Regions from separate parts of the Homo sapiens genome. Here region 2 is linked to region 1. Evidence: read pairs that join two places in POLR2A ChIA-PET (ENCODE). Cell type or tissue: GM12878. All regions are shown on one strand. Links, peaks and the distances in the headings refer to the core of each region. The heading gives the core; the rest is flanking DNA.

The links. ChIA-PET counts read pairs that join two places held together with the same protein. Peaks named below come from ENCODE experiments on the same cell type or tissue, not always from the same donor. Only the 100,000 strongest peaks of a DNase experiment are listed, where the experiment ranks them.
Region 2: POLR2A ChIA-PET joins it to region 1 with 5 read pairs; 2 of 35 experiments call an interaction of 5 or more read pairs at or near these places.

What each region holds. Positions count from the first base shown.
Region 1 is chr6:96,648,291-96,656,552 of GRCh38, reverse strand. It overlaps the pseudogene RPS7P8, the pseudogene RNU4-70P and the pseudogene TYMSP1. Among named protein-coding and RNA genes, the nearest start is that of FHL5, 89 kb to the right of the region's middle. RefSeq lists enhancers at 4,337-4,426, 6,321-6,380. In GM12878, for the core only: no CTCF peak of the experiment used is centred there; DNase peaks (open chromatin) are centred at 4,508 and 6,377.
Region 2 is chr6:96,739,214-96,747,475 of GRCh38, reverse strand. No RefSeq gene overlaps it. Among named protein-coding and RNA genes, the nearest start is that of GPR63, 94 kb to the left of the region's middle. In GM12878, for the core only: no CTCF peak of the experiment used is centred there; no DNase peak of the experiment used is centred there.

The DNA of each region.
Region 1 (8,262 bases), core at 1,409-6,408:
TATATATACATTATTTTACATTGTTTTCACAGTATTTAGTACAATGTCTGGTTCATGGTAAACTATTAATCAGTATTTGTTGAATGTGTGTGTGTGTGAATAATAAAATGAATCATACCATGATCTCAGTTGCTAAAACAATGCACTATTAAATGGAGGGCAAAAATTTTACACTAGAGAACTAAAGCCCATAATATGAATAATCAAATGATCCACTTTCAAACAATGGTGAATGACTGAGCAAGCAATATTTAACCTATTGGGAAATTTTAAAGTTTAGTAATTAATTAATCATCCTTCAAAAAGCACTTATTGAACACCTATTATGTACTAGTTCCTGGGATAAGCTCTAGGATAGTAGTTTCTAACAGAAGCAGTACTCAACTCCCACTCCCATCCCCAGTTGTGTTTTGCAATTTATTTGATTTTTCTTTTTGCTGTCTATCATGATATTTGGTGGCCAGGAGCCAAACATTCTAGATATCTTACAATTTGTAGGATAGTCCTTCACAATGAAGAACTATTCCAAGTTCCACAGGATTTTGAAATATTTTGCAAGACATTTAAGTGCCATATTTCACTCAATGTAAGATACCATTGATTTTAAGATGTACTATAATTGTATATATAACTGAGAAGGAGGAACACTGCAAATTATACTCTGACACAATTCCTTCAGTATAGTTCTGCACAACACACACATCAGTCTCAACAGCTCTTGCTCTTCTGAAATTTCTTTTAACTACTCTGAGCAACCTACAAATACTCCTCCTTTTTGTTACTCAGATGGATCTACAAATTCTTCTGCCTTCTGTTGCAGTGAATGGCATACAATAGTTAATCTTTGCATATATTTCATTATGAAAATGTAAGACATTTATTCATGGTGTCTTCTTTTTTTAATTAAAAAAATGTGCTCTGCCAGGTGTGGTGGCTCATGCCTGTAATCCCAGCACTTTGGGAGGCCAAGCTGGGTGGATCACAAGGTCAGGAGATCGAGACCATCCTGGCTAACACTGTGAAACCCTGTCTCCACTAAAAATACAAAAAAAAATTAGCCAGTCGTGGTGGCGGGTGCCTATAGTCCCAGCTACTCGGGAGGCTGAAGCAGGAGGATGGCGTGAACCCGGGAGGTGGAGCTTGCAGTGAGCTGAGATTGTGCCACTGCACTCCAGCCTCGGTGACAGAGCAAGACTCCATCTCAAAAAAAAAAAAAAAAAAAAAAAAAAAAAAAAAAAAAAAAAAAAAAAAAAAAAAAATGTGCTCTAGCAGTTCGAGGTTCCTCTGGGAAAAAATATTGAATGATAGTTATTCTTCCAATGACAAATACTTTGTAATTTCAAAATGATGTCCACTTTCCTGCTTCCACGCTTGTGAATAATTATTTGTATTGATGCTGCTTCATAATATAATCTCTTTAAATGACATTTTATATAGCAATTAAACTCAACACATGTAATACCTGCAAAGCAGATAACCCAATTGAAGTGATGAGGATATGAACAACTGATCAAGTTTCCTCATCTTGGCTGCAACCTGATTGAAAGAGACTGTAAGAAGCCATTGACTGTAAGATGAATTTTCTAATTTCAAAAAGATTAAAATGTGTCTAGAGACAATAGATGAAAGATTTGTTTTTGTAGTTATTTGAGTCCAGAGTCCAACTCCATTTAACTCAAATATGCTGATTTTTTTCAAGAATGCAAATATACTACGTAAATTGCGATAAGATTACCCTTTGCTTTGTTCAGTCTCTTTAGGTTTGAGTCTTTTAGGTCACATACCTATAACTGCATTAGGAGCTACTATATTCGACGTGATTCTTCATATAGTTGCAAACATCTGACTAATTTAAGACTTGTCTTCATCAATGATTTAGTCTCATTTATTATACATAATTTTCTTATTGCTCTTATACTATACTGAGGGCATTTTGTTGATTTGAGAACAGAATGCTGATTTATAATATTTATAGAAATATATAAAACATATTTCAAAAGACTATAGCTACATTGTATATTGTGATTGATAGTATTTAAATACTGCTAAAGTGATATTGTTTATACAACACTTGAAATTCACTCACCTTCTTCATACAGATGTAGGTTTGAAATGCATGCATTTTTTAAGGGTATATAAACTTTCAATCTTCTTATCTTTTTCATACTGCTAGAATTTTTATACATTCTTAATCACATTAATGGTATTGTTTTTCTAAAAAGGTGAGCCTTTTTTACTAAAAGAATTATCCCCAGTGGAAGCTGTTTTTAATGATGCATAGTAACTGATAGGATACTAATGTGGTTTTGACCTAGTTCTTTTTTCATTTGAAGCACAAATAAAAATCTCACCAGGGTAGTCAGACCATCTCCAAAAGACTGATCAAATCCTGAAAATATGCAAAGGCATTTCAGACAAACATTTCTAATTTTAATAGTTAGATGAATGCCATGACCTTTAATCTGAATATCTTCAGCTTTAACATCACTAATTATCTTAACTTTTTTAATGTTCTGAACTTGTAGAAATGTCTAATTAATTTTCAGTGGCTCAATGAGATTTAGGTATATATGAGCATCTTCCAAAATATGTAGAGTCACTTGGCTTCAGGTCTATGATGTGTGGGATCATGTGATGCTAAAAAGCACCAGGGCCCCACGTTTCCTGACCCCTGGTAAAGTTCACTACCCACCATCAAACTGGCAACTGACATGACACCAGAACGATCAAAGGGAGATTTTTTTGACTTCTAAGCACACTTGATGATTCTTTTGTCATTGTGGTTGGTTTTCATTGTGTCAATAACTTTTGGCAGTTGGTCTACTCCTTAACCTGAATAATCAGGATTAATCTCTCTGCATTCTGTCTCCAATGTCTCCACTGATGTCTTACATAAGCTGGTTCCAAATATGCATCTCCTGGTGGGGAACCCGAGACTGCCCAAAAAGATTTTGAGATCCATTGGCATTCCAGATTTTTACTCCCTTGGAGGCAATTACTTAGCATCTGTGGATAAATCGTATATATAACATAGTACCACAGTAACTCCTCCAAACACCTCTGCAGGATACATGTTTGGTTGCCAGCAAAGAAAACTCTTCTGTTCAAGGCACTGCATGCTGAACATGCACAGGGTGTTAGTGAGTCCTCCTGAAGCCAGGGCAGAATGTGCTTGATCTTCTCTGGGTACTGCAGTTGGCCTCAGAGATGCAGCCCTGGCTTCTGGCCCAAGAAGGTGAATGTCAGGAATCTGTGCTACACTCTTGCTGCAAAAGCCATCAGGCCTCTTGGTATTTGAAGCATGTTTTTATGTAGGATATATTAACTATGGATTTCATTTTAGGAGAGTAAAAGGACTAAATATACTTATAAATAGGAGGGCTTGGTCTGATAAGATTGAGAACCACTGAACATAGATATGCTATTTCGGCTAATAGTTCATTGAAGAGTAGACATAGACAATTGCTGCAAAATGGGAAAAGTGTGGCGATAGCGGTAAGCACACAGTGCTATAAAAGCACACAGGAGGGCACTTAGGATGGATTGGGGAAGGGCCGGGCAGGGCTCCCTAAGGGAGGTGATTTTTGAGCTGACCTATAGAAAGATTTGGAGTTATCTAGGTAAATGAGGGTTATTCTAGTTAGATGAAAAATGCCTTGGTGGTGTGAGATGACATAGCATTTATAAAGATCTACAAATGGATGAAGTAGTTGAATCAAGGGAAACAGTAGTGTTTTGATTGGATAAGATGCCAGGTTGTTCACAGGCAATTATTGCTCCTGCCTCCTGAGACTCCATTAAAATGAAATAAATCATTTCCCCTTTCCTCTGACTCCCATGTACAGTCGGTGTAAATCCACAGAGAAAAAGGGAATGAGAGAGGGGATGTTAGTAGATGAAAGATTGTTATAGTTTGTGAATTTAGGAAGTTCATAGAAGCAGAAATGTTATTTAAAATATTTAAAAATAAGTACGATGCAGGGCCCAAGCAATCAGAAAGAACTGCCTGTTGTCGTGCAGAAGAGTTTCCTGGAGACCCTCTGCTGAACCAGTTGTGTGCTGCACAGTCTCTGTCACCCCTTGGCTTATCTAGATGTACTCTTCACTAAGCTTTTAGAGCTGAGAGGACTCCCTTGCTTTTTGACTACCTGATGGTTCAGCTAAAGGAGGCATCAGGGGTATCAGGATCATTATTCTATTGGTTCTTTCCCTGCTGAGCCATGGTTTTGTGTGCCTTCTATCCTCTACCTAGGACCACAGTTTCTGTAGGGTAATCCATTCTATAGCTATAGCTTTGCTTAGCTGCACCAACAGTTTCCTTTCTTGCCTCTTCAGGCTTAGAGGAGGTAATAGCTTTCTAATCTTGATGATTCTGGTGTCTTGTCCCATCCCTTGTTTGTTGGTTTCCCTTAACCCTCTTCATGCTGCTGTAAATGCTCTCTTCATTAAATCCTTCAATGCTCCCATTTTCTGTGCACCATCTGCTTCCTGTGAAGAGTCGTGTGGGTGCATGTGAAAAGGGGGTTTCCCAGGGAGAGGATGTGGTGGGGGGTGTGTGTGTGAGGGATTCTGGAGAGGTAGCTAATAACCAAGAAGGACAATAGTATTTCTGTTTCATGAACTGTCATGGCTAACCTGGTGAATGTCAGTTAGATATCAGTTCTGGATAGGATAAAAACTATGTACTTATCAGTGTAGAAGCTTATACAGAAGAAGAAGGGCTTTTTTTTTGGTCCCCCCAAATGCACAAAGGGTCAGGATGGTATATATTTCAGAATATAGGAAGTAAAGTCCAGAACTAAAAATGGTACAAACAAAGGAATGGCTTACACATCTGAATATGGAACTGGAATCTCAGCTCTTATTTCTATCCAATAACTAGTTGAACCAATAACTAGATTTGTAGCTTTCAGACAAAAGATTGTAGGTTCTTTTTCTATAGGAATTAAATAGTGAATACTTGAAATTAAGGGAAAATTTAGTAATATTGATTGAAGAGCTGCACTCAAGGATGGTTGATCTCTATTCCTTTGTTCCTATCTGGCCTTTGTTGCACATATTCCAATCAGGAGACAGGAGAACTCTTCTGGAAAATAGAATGGCTTCAGGGAAAATTCTTCACATATTGATGTTTAGAAATCGCCAGTGAAAATGTGGTTCCCACTGGGTCAATCCATAGTGAAACATGTGAATTGACATACTTCATCCATATTAGAAAGCTGCCTGTTAGCTTTTTAAGCTTTCATTTTTAGTATGTACTCAAACCAAAGATCTCTTGGCATAAAAGTAAAGCTAAAGACAAACAAATAAAATAAACATACAGAGAAAGTGCCCACAGCAAAAAAATGCATAAATCAGAATTAACCTCTCCCAAATAAAAATTTCACAGCTCCAACTAAAACTTTAAGGTTTGTGAGAACATGCTGTAACTATTAAAAAGTCCCAGAAAACAACTTTAAAAATTAACATACAGGTAAATTAAAAAATCAGGTGGCTAGAATTATAAAAAAGAAGGTTTGGAACATAAAGTCAAGAAAATTTCTCAAAATACAATAAAAACAGAGGTGGAGGCCAGGCATGGTGGCTCACACCTGTAATCCTAGCACTTTGGGAGGCTACGGCGGGCGGATCACCTGAGGTCAGGAGTTTGAGACTAGCCTGGCCAACATGATGAAACCCCATTTCTTCTTAAAAAAAAAAATTAGTTGGTTGTGGTAGTGCACACCTGCAGTGCCAGCTACTCGGGAGGCTGAGGCATGAGAATCATGGAGGTGGAGGTGGAGGTTGCAGTGAGCCGAGATCACACCACAGCACTCCAGCCTGGGTGAAAGAGCGAGACTCTGTCTCAATTAAAAGACAAAAAACAAACAAAAAACAGAGGTAGAAGGCTGGGCGCTGTGGCTCACACTTGTAATCCCAGCACTTTGGGAGGCCGAGGCAGGCGGATCATGAGGTCAAGAGATCAAGACCATCCTGGCTAACATGGTGAAACCCCCACTCTACTAAAAATACAAAAAATTATTCAGGCGTGGTGGCATGTGCCTGTAGTCCCAGCTACTTGGGAGGCTGAGGCAGGAGAATCACTTGAACCTGGGAGGCAGAGGTTGCAGTGAACTGAGATCATGCCACTGCATGCCAGCCTGGCAACAGAGTGAGACTCTGTCTCAAAAAAGGAAAAATGAATAAATAAAACAGAGGTGGAAAATATTAGAAAAAAGAAGATACTTAGAAGATAAATATAGGAAGTTCCACATCTGACTAAGCTCCAAAAAGAAAGAAAAAATAATGAAAATGGAAGAAAGGAAATGATAAAAATGAAATACAGTAAAATATCTTAGAATTGAAGTATATTAATATCCAGATGTAGAAGCCTTACCAAGTCGCCAGTGCCAAGAATGGAAACGACCCACACGAGGACACTTCATAGTGAAACTGCAGAGCACAGACATAAAGTAAATTTCAGAACACAGATATAAATACCTTCTGAGTGTTAGAAAAAAAAGACACATGTAAAGGACTAGGAATCAGAATAGTACCAGACATCTCAAAGAAAGTCTAGGAACAATGACAGAGTAGAAGATGGTTTTCAAAATTCTAAGGAAAAGCTCACTCTATCTATCTATCTATCTATCTATCTATCTATCTATCTATCTATTCCTCCATCCATCCCTCTCTCTCTATATTAATCCATCCATCAATCCATTTCATTATCTATGTATGTATGTATGTATATCTATCTATCTATCTATCATCTATCCATCCAGCCACCCTCTGTCTGTCTGTCTGTCTGTCTATTGGTCTATCATCTATCATCTATCTATCTTTATGTATCTTACTGAGAACTTGATACTTAACAATGAAAAGAACAGATGAAGACCTCCTCATGGAACCTTTGTTAAGCGATTAATGGAGGGTGTGTTCCAGCAAAATACGGGAATAAATCAAGTAAGAGGAAAGCATAAGCTTTGCACAGTGGGAGTATGGTAGCCAGTGAGGTTTATTCCAGGTGCAATTATTGCTAATTGATAACGTTTCCCAATATCCCACCATGACAACTTGAAACATAGTCGGTATTGGCAATTTTTGACAGTCTCTAGTGACCAAGATTTAAAAAAAGACAAAGAAAGAGGCAAACATAGAATCTAGGGAAGCATGTCTCTAACAAAGGAGAGTAGCAAAAGAAGTGCCTGGCTGAAAACCATTCAGAGGGCCTAGAGAGCAACCATCCTTGTTCAGAGCAGGAGAATGAAGGCCCCCATGATGCAGAGCTCCATCCAGAAAAAAAGTAGACCCAATGGAATAGATGAAATTGTCGGTGGTAACTTAGAGATGAAGGAAAGTATTAACAACATTTAAATGAAAATTAGGCAAGCAAAAAAATAAGAATTTTTAAAAAGGTGACACAATAGTGAACAAAAAGCTCTACAAAAAATAATGTATCGATCCTCTTCCTAAGCTGGCGCTCAGCAAGGAAAAGGCCATATTCAGTTCCAGCGCCAAGATCATGAAGCCCAATGACGAGAAGCCGGACGAGCTCAAGCCCAGCATCTCCCAGGCTCTTCTGCAGCTGGAGATGAGCTCAGACCTCAAGGCTCAGCTCAGGGAGCTGAATATTACGGCAGCCAAAGAAACTGAAGTTGGTAGTGGTCGGAAAGCTATCATAATCTTTGTTCCCGTTCCTAAACTGAAATCTTTCCAGAAAATCCAAGTCCAGCTAGTAGCGAATTGGAGAAAAAGTTCAGTGGGAAGCATGTTGTCTTTATCACTCAGAGGAGAATTCTGCCTAAGCCAACTCGAAAAAGCTGTATGAAAAATAAGCAAAAGCATCCCAGGAGCCGTGCCCTGACAGCTGTGCACGACGCAATCCTTGAGGACTTGGTCTTCCCAAGTGAAATTGTGGGCAAGAGAATCTGCATGAAACTGGACGGTGGCCTGCTCGTAAAGGTTCATTTGGACAAAGCACAGCAGAACAATGTGGAACACAAAGTTGAAATTTTTTCTGGTGTCTATAAGAAGCTCACGGGCAAGGATGTTAATTTTGAATTCCCAGAGTTTCAATTGTAAATAAAAATGACTAAATAAAATATTTTCACAGTAAGAAAAAAAGAAAATAATAATAATGTTGTGATAACTTTTTCTTTGCAGCGAGTTATATTTTCTGAATCAGATTATATGGATTCAACTAAAAGTAGCTTTTAACTATATTTAAGAAATAAGAGAGAGGAGGTGAGAGTATAGAAGTTAAATGCACGTGTGTCATAT
Region 2 (8,262 bases), core at 2,188-7,187, 90 kb before region 1:
ATTCACAGTGTATGAGAATATGCAAGAAGTGACTGCTTACTTTTCATTGATTGATTTATTCTTCCATATCATCTGGAGGAAGGAGGATTTAAGTAGGTTTGCTCCACTCTTTCAATCGGACAGAATACATTTTAAACCAAAGAGTATTGTGAACCCTGAATATTAGTATAGCCTAGTCTTCTTCCAGGGGAAGAAAAAATAATCTGAGAAGGAAAATCCCCATTTCACAGGCTGATATCAGCTTTACCCATTTGGATTCCAATGAAGATAAGATAATCACAAACATGAGATGTGTCCAGAACCAAAATAAAAACTAAATTGCTCCATCGGGCTCTAGTGCTTATGCTGTTAAACTTTCCAGTTTTTGGTGCTTCCTATGAAAATGCTGATACTCAGCTATTTCCAAGTGGTAGGGATAGAAATGTTTGTCTAGAATACAATATAATAGCACACTTAAGATAGAATTCCACCAGAATATATATTCTTTATAGGCAAGAACTTTATTTACTGTTGTATTCCCAGTGCCTGGACCCTTAATAAATACTTGTTGAATGAATAAATGACTCTCAAGAGAATGGAATTTGCATTCAAACAGACCATGTATTAGTCCAGTTTCTCCAGATAAATAGAACTAATGGGATATGTACTGTACATCTATCTAGAGAGAGATTTAATGTAAGATATATGCTCATATAATTATGAAGGTGCAGAAGTCCCACAATCTATCATCTGCAAAGCTGGAGACCTAGGAAAGCCAGTGGTGTAGTTCCAGTCTGAGTCTGAAGGTCTGAGAACCAGAGGAAGTCAGTAGTATAAATCCCAGTCAAAGGGCAAGAGAAGACTGATGTCTCAGCTCAACAAGGCAAGCGGGAAGCAATAAGGGGGTAAATCCTTCTTGTACCTCTTTTTTCTGTTCAGGCCCTCAGTGGATTGGGTGATGCCTACCTACACTGGAGAGGACAATCTTCTTTACTGAGTCCACTGATTCAAACCTTATCTGGAAACACCCTCATAGACACTCCCCAAAATAATATTCAACCTAGCACCCCATGGCTGATCAATCTCTACCTGATACTCTGTGACTATTCACAAAACTCTATAAAGTCACACTGTCACACTTCGATATTGTGAAGAGACAATGCCAAAGCATCACTGTTTTTTTTTTTTTGCTTTGAGCTGAGTATAGCAAATGGGCATGATTGCATTGGCTATTTAATATGTATCAGATGATGGGAAGTAGGCATGTATTTGATTAAAAATTGAGACAAACTAACATGGCTGAGATTCATGTGTTTTTTATAGTAGGGGTAGGCAAAGACATTAATAGAAAAAAATAGAAGAGAAAGAATCATTAGCTTCACTTTGCTAAGTTGCCCCCAATTTCATTTCAGTTAGTAAAATGTATCTCTTGTGAAGTTCAAGGTCTGTTGGTGATAGCCATAGCCACCCATGAGGAGGTTAATCATGACACTTTCTTGTATCACGTGGAAAAAATTCACCAGCTATGTAAACTGCTTCACTGTTTTGAGAATGTCATCTAAAACACTCGTATTTTTATCAAAATTTGTAAAATTGTAGTCTATCTTCTCAACAATTTTTTTTCTGCATTTTTAAAGCCTATTACATTTCCTTTAGAATCTTACTTGATAGAGGTATTCCAAAACCCATGCTAAATTGAGTGCCACCTATTCAGGAATATAGCTTCTACTCTTTCTAAAGAGCAGGCACCCACCCCACCCCACCCACTGCCAATGATAGCAGTAAATCTCCCACCGAAGTCCATGGCTTTATATTTCCCACAGCTCTTGTATTTCTTCAATTCCAGTGGGGAGCCCAGGACGCTCATCATTCTGTGCTACTTGCACTTCGTGCTCTGGATCTCTTTAGGCCTGTAACCCTTGCTTTCCTGAACAGCTTTGCCTTTTGTTTCTCTTGTTTCCACATATGTATCCAATGTCTATTTCTAAACATATTTCTAAACTGAAGCTTATAGTTGGTGCTGTCACCTTAGCTGGCCCTTTAGGGGCCCAGTGAAAATCAGTATGTCCCCTGCTCTGTGCCTATCTCCCCAAACCTGGCCTTTGCTTATATTTCACATTCCCCTGGTTTGGGATAAGCTCCCTTACTTTGATGGCAGTGCTAATATCACTTTCTCCTATCCCCTTTTCTCTGGCTTATAGCTGAGAAACAGGATTATGGAGAAACCAATGCTGGGTCATCAGCAATTTAAAAGCCAGGACACCAAAGCTCGGTATGGGCTGAGTTAGGCTTGCCCCAGTCCCGGAAATGAGTGCCATATCCACATGGAATAAACTGCATGTATTGGAAGTATATAATTTCTGAGTTTTGGCATAGGTATGTACCTATGAAATAGCATTACAATCAAGAACATGAACATCTATATTACCCCTGATGTCCCCTCTTTGGTATTCCACCCTAGACTTTAGAAAACCAAACTAGTGTGACAAAATTTTAAAATGTTGATAAGAACCAGTGTTGGTGAAAGTAACAGGAAATAGTCTGTTTCATCTATTATTAATGAAATAGGAAATTGATATGACTATTTTAGAGAAAAATTTGCAAATATTTGAACAAAGCCTTCAAATTATAATTCCTCTTTGGCCCAGAAATTTAAATAAAGTGCTTAAAAGTGGTATAAGAATTTTTGTCAAAGTGTTTCTTGTAATATTAATAGCAAAAAAAGAAACATAGAAACTAAATGTATGTTAAAAATGGAACAGTTAAATAAATAAGGAAAATATATACATTGAAATATATATATGCATTAAAGAAGATAGATTATATGTACAGATTCCAAAGTATTTTAATAAGTAAAAGGAGCAAGATGAATGACATTGTTTAAAAACGATTCAGTTTTTGTAAGAAAATCTGTATAGATAGTAAAAAGTGTGGAAGATATAAAAGGAAATATTAGCAGTGTTTTTTTTTAGGTGGAGACATTGAAGTTGATTTCATTTTTATTCCTTTTACATTTCTGTATTGTATGGAAATTTCAAAAATTGAACATTTGTTATTTTATAATCTGAAAAGAGCTAAGGCTATTTTTATTTGGAATGAGATAAAAATCTTGATAGCCAGCCTAGAGATTTTAGAGAACCATGACAATCTGTGAACTATTATTTTAGCGTATTTGCATGGGCCTGTATTGCCTGTAACTTCATTGCTTTATAGTTCTATTAGTGGGTAATACAGTGTTGGTGGATTATTTTGTTCCTCAAGACACTTAGATCTGATTACAAATTTACGACGATGCAGCTATAGCAAGCAGCCCATTCAGACTAGGCAATTACACAATTAAAATGATTAGTTGCAATTATACCTATATTTTCAATTTAAGGATTAATCTCCATGTGATGTATAGTGTCAACATATATTAATATTTAACTTCAAAAAGCTCAGCTAAAGAACCTCCTGATTACCATTATCTGCCACTTACCATATATTTACAGTATCTAAGCATACTTACTTTGCCTAACTTCCAGTCAATGAATTAAATACATTTTAATGGAATTTACTGTTATTCTAAATGGAAAAAAGAAAAGCATTCTGCTTTCATCAATTATCTTCTGTGGGAAATATATATTTTATTTAATAAAGTGCTGAAATATACCAATTATATATCTATGAGCTGAACTATTAAAAAATAGCCACTAAGATGTTTTCATGATTTAAAAATGCAGGGATTTATTCATATGTCCTTTCATCTTTCTCTGTCTCATCTCGCTCAGTCACCTAACTGGAATGCAGTGGTGCGATCATAGCTCACTGCAGCATTGAATTCCTGGGCACAAGTGATCCTCCCGCCTCAGCCTCCTGAGTAGCTAGGACTACAGGTGGGGGCCATCAGGTTCAGCTAATTTTAAAATTTAATAGTAGAGATGGGGTCTTGTGATGTTGCCCAGGCTAGTCGTGAATTCCTGGCCTCAAATGATCCTCCCTCTTCAGCCTTCCAAAGTGTTGAGATTACAAAGGTAAAATTTCACCTTGATTTCAAAAAAGATTTCTCAGTAGAAAATTGTGGCCAGGCATGGTGGCTCACACCTGTAAAACCAGCACTTTGGGAGGCCAAGAGTGGATCACTTAAGGCCAGGAGTTCGAAACCAGCCAGGATAACATGACAAAACCCCATCTTTATTAAAAATACAAAATTTAGCTTGGCATGGTTCACATATCTGTAATCTCAGCTACTCAGGAGGCCGAGGTGGGAGAATCCCTTGAACCTGAGAGGTTGAGGCTGCAAGTGAGTCGAGATTGTGCCACTGTACTCCAGCCTGGATGACACAGCAAGAGTGTCTCAAAAAAAAAAAAAAAAAAAAAAAAAAAAAAAGAATTGTACTCGCCTATGTGGATTTTTTGGAGACTGTCATTAGGTGACCCCTTTGAGGTGGACAACAGAAGATGTACTGTAGGAACATATAATTTACCTTTAAACAGGTGTGTTCAGAAAGAGTAGCCATGATCCAGTCCCTAATAAGAGAGCAGTCATAGATAAGAAGTGTCCTGAGCAGGCAGCAGCTTCAGTGCGGTCAATTATTACAGCAGATGTCAAAGCATTCGCATAATTGCATTACAGTGTGACACTGGGAAACATCAATCACTGCCGGTAGGTAACATCATGATTTCTCTCTACATCTGTTAATTACTCAGTGAGCTCCTTTTGAAGGAAAAGTGCAGCCATTTTGGTCAACTAATTTTCTAAACGTTTTTATCAATCAAATCTTGTTCATGAAACAAAAGAACATTTTATCTGACATCATTAAGGAAATGAGGTATCATGAATACAAGTATTTTCCAGATAATGAAAATTTTCTGCTTTGAAGCTCAACTATTTTACATTGAAATATTTCTAAGATATAGCTCAGACCTCCTTACTTTTGTAAAAACATATTTAGAGAATTGGATTTTTTTTTTTTTTACTTGGAGGTCACTACTATTTTTATTTATTTGAGACAGGATCTTGCTTTGTTGCCCAGGCTGCAGTGCAGTGGTGTCAACATGGCTCACTGCATTCTCAACCTCCTGGGCTCAAGTGATCCTCCTGTCTCAGCCTCCTGAGTAGCTGGGACTACAGGTGCACACCACCATGCCCTGCTAATTTTTGTATTTTTTGTAGAGATGAGGTTTTGCTACGCTGCCCAGGCTGGTCCCCAACTCATGAGCTCAAGCGATCCACCCACCTCAGCCTCCTAAAGCGCTAGTATTACAGGCATGAGCAACCACATTCAGTCAAGGTCACTGCTTTAAATCAATATTATATGGTACCTTTAGGATATTACACATATACGTAGTAATTCCCACCCATCTTTTGGGTCTCAGTTTAAACTTTCCTACATCTGTAAACATTCCTTAACACCCCAAATGTGGGTTTCAAGCAACATCCATAACTTCCTGTACTTCTGTCTTTATAATTTATTCTCCTTGATTATAATCATCTGCATATTTGTGTGATTTTTCCTAGCACATTATGATTTCCATTACGGCAAAGATCTTCTCAGTCTTGTTTACATGGAACAGTAACTGGCATAAAATAGGCAATAATTAAATGTAGGTCTGAATTTTATTCTACCACATTTGGTATAAAAATGTCACATATTACTATTTTTAAGAATAATAACTCTGAGTTGAGTTACTTTTTTCCCATTCCTAGTTCATAAGAAATTCAATCTGTGTCATGTATGAAAAGTTTCCTCCCTTTATCTAGGGTTATCCAATGATAGTGAGACTCTTAAATTATACAAAACAATTGGGAAAGAGCACAACGGTCTCAAGCCTTCACTGGTCACCTTTGATACGCACATTTTCCAAGCTCACAAAATCCTTCAAAGGCATGAGTGTCCACTGCTCCCACTGGACATGAGCTCTTATGTGAAACTGCACGCCCAACCTCTCTAGTGTACTATACATCACCCCCACCCCCAGTTCTTTCACCTTCTTGTAGAAAGTAAAATTCTAAATAAGCCTCTTGCCAGTCTCACAATTTAGGAATGTTCCCTCAAGTACCTGAAAGCCAGATGGCTGAAATGTAATGATGGAGGAAGATAATGCCATATCTCCCATCTCCAGGAGATTGTAAGTGTAATTTCAGCTGTCACTTGACTTCAAAGTCATAAAGATATGAGAAAATCAGCAATTTTATCTTGGAAACATAAGTGTAATGGGCTATACATAAAAGAGGAAGATTTATAATCTGTATAAAAGAGGAAGATTTCCTTCTGTCTTTACAATGTCTTTAATCAATTGCTTGTGATGAGCATTATTACATTCTAGTTCAAAGTTCTTTAATAATAAAATTGTTCTCTTTTCCTTCTATAATACCTTTAGAAAAAGGTTTTCTGAGTTTGGAGGGGATTTTTTTCTTCCCTTGGAACACTCTACAGACTCTGATTCCAACTACCTGTGGGACACTCCAACAACGAATCCTTTCCACAGTCTTTTAGTAAATGAGTATACTACCCTCCTTTCTATTGGCAATTGCCAACTGATGAGTTTTGCCATGCAGCATAAAAACCCCAAGGCAAAAGAACATGGCAAGAACCTGAATGGGAAGTGATGAAGATGTGACTTTGAGGATAAAACTGAAATCTATATGCTGGTTAGGAAGCCGCCGAAAAAAATTAGAACTTGTACTGAGAATTACTTTTTTTTTTTTTAATTACTCTTAGTGTATTGTGTTCTCATTCTTCCATTGCTCCTGTCCTAACACTGAAGCATGCTCTAAAAACCTCTTCAGACATTCCTTGATGTCCTGAACAAACCTGATTCCTAGAGACAGACTGTTGTAGGCACAGTCTAATTGCCTAGACTAATTGCCTCTTTAATCTTTGGTTTTAAAAGATTTAACTTAATTGTATCTTTAACTTAGGCATTTTTCATTATAATACAGGCTCCTATACCTTTGTTTGCTTAGTTTTCAATTAAAGCCTTCCATGGTGTCTGTAGAGCGAGAGGGTTAGAAATCTAGAGCTGTGGTTGGAGCCTATGTAATTTACAAATACAGTTGAGTTAGGACCACATGGTAGGAGGAGGTTCACTCTTGAGTCTCTGGACAGGCAATATGACTCCAAGATTCGTTTTGCGGCATTACCTGCACAGACTAGCATTAATAATTGAAAACCAAAGCCACTGAGAATTACTTTTAAGGACAAATAAAAATGGAAAATAAGGCCGGGCACGGTGGCTCACACCTATAATCCCAGCACTTTGGGAGGCTGAGTGGGGGTGGATCACTTGAGGCCAGGAGTTTGAGACCAGCCTGGGCAACATGGTGAAACTCCATCTCTACTAAAAATACAAAAAATTAGCCAGGCCTAGTGGTGCATGACCTGTAATCCTGGCTACTCAGGAAGCTGAGGCAGGAGAATCCCTCGAACCCGGGAGGTGGAGGTAGCAATGAGCCAAGATCGTGCCACTGCACTCCAGCCTGGGTGACAGAGCGAGACTCCTTATCAAAAGAAAAAAAAGAAAAATAAGAGGCTTAATTTTCCCTGTTGAAAATAAGGAAAACTCCCCAACCCTACTTTTTTTTTAAAGAGCAATTACTTTGGAAAACTTGTACTAAGTGCTTTCTCCTCTCTTTGAAATGTGTAGATACTCTTTTGAAAACTAGATAGATCTTTTGTCAGCTTTGTGACCCAGTGAAGTCTTTCTCAAGAACCTGGGAGCCATCTCTTTGAAATGTAATAATCAAGGAAGATAGTACCTCTTATTTCCCAGTATCTGTGGGAATGTAGGAGCCTAGCTTTGGTGGGCACCTCACTACAAATTGCAAAACTACCTCCTGTTATAAAGATATGAGAAGTTTGTTTCTTTTCTGGATAAAGCCAATTAACTAAGACAATGCAGGAAGGTTTTCAGGCATCTCTTCCACCAGAAGGTCTACAATAAAAACACAGTGACAACACTTAATTATAACGTGTACGGTGACAGTGGTTGCTTGGTACAATATCCTCATTTTATAGGTCAGGTAACTGAGGCTTGGATACTTTATGATTTGCTGTGTTGAAAGTTACCCAGACTTAGAGAGGAAGTTCTAACATATTTGTTTTATTTTATTGTATTACAAATAGATGTGGCAAAGAGAAAATATGAAATATAGAAATAAAATGTAGTACAAAGAACATGGAATTCCAGGTTTCTCTCTAAGTTTGAATTCTTTATATGTGATCTTTGCCTTTAATATTGTAAGTAAAACTTTTATTGATGTCAGGTCTGCAAACAATATCCTTGTTGATATAAAGGAAT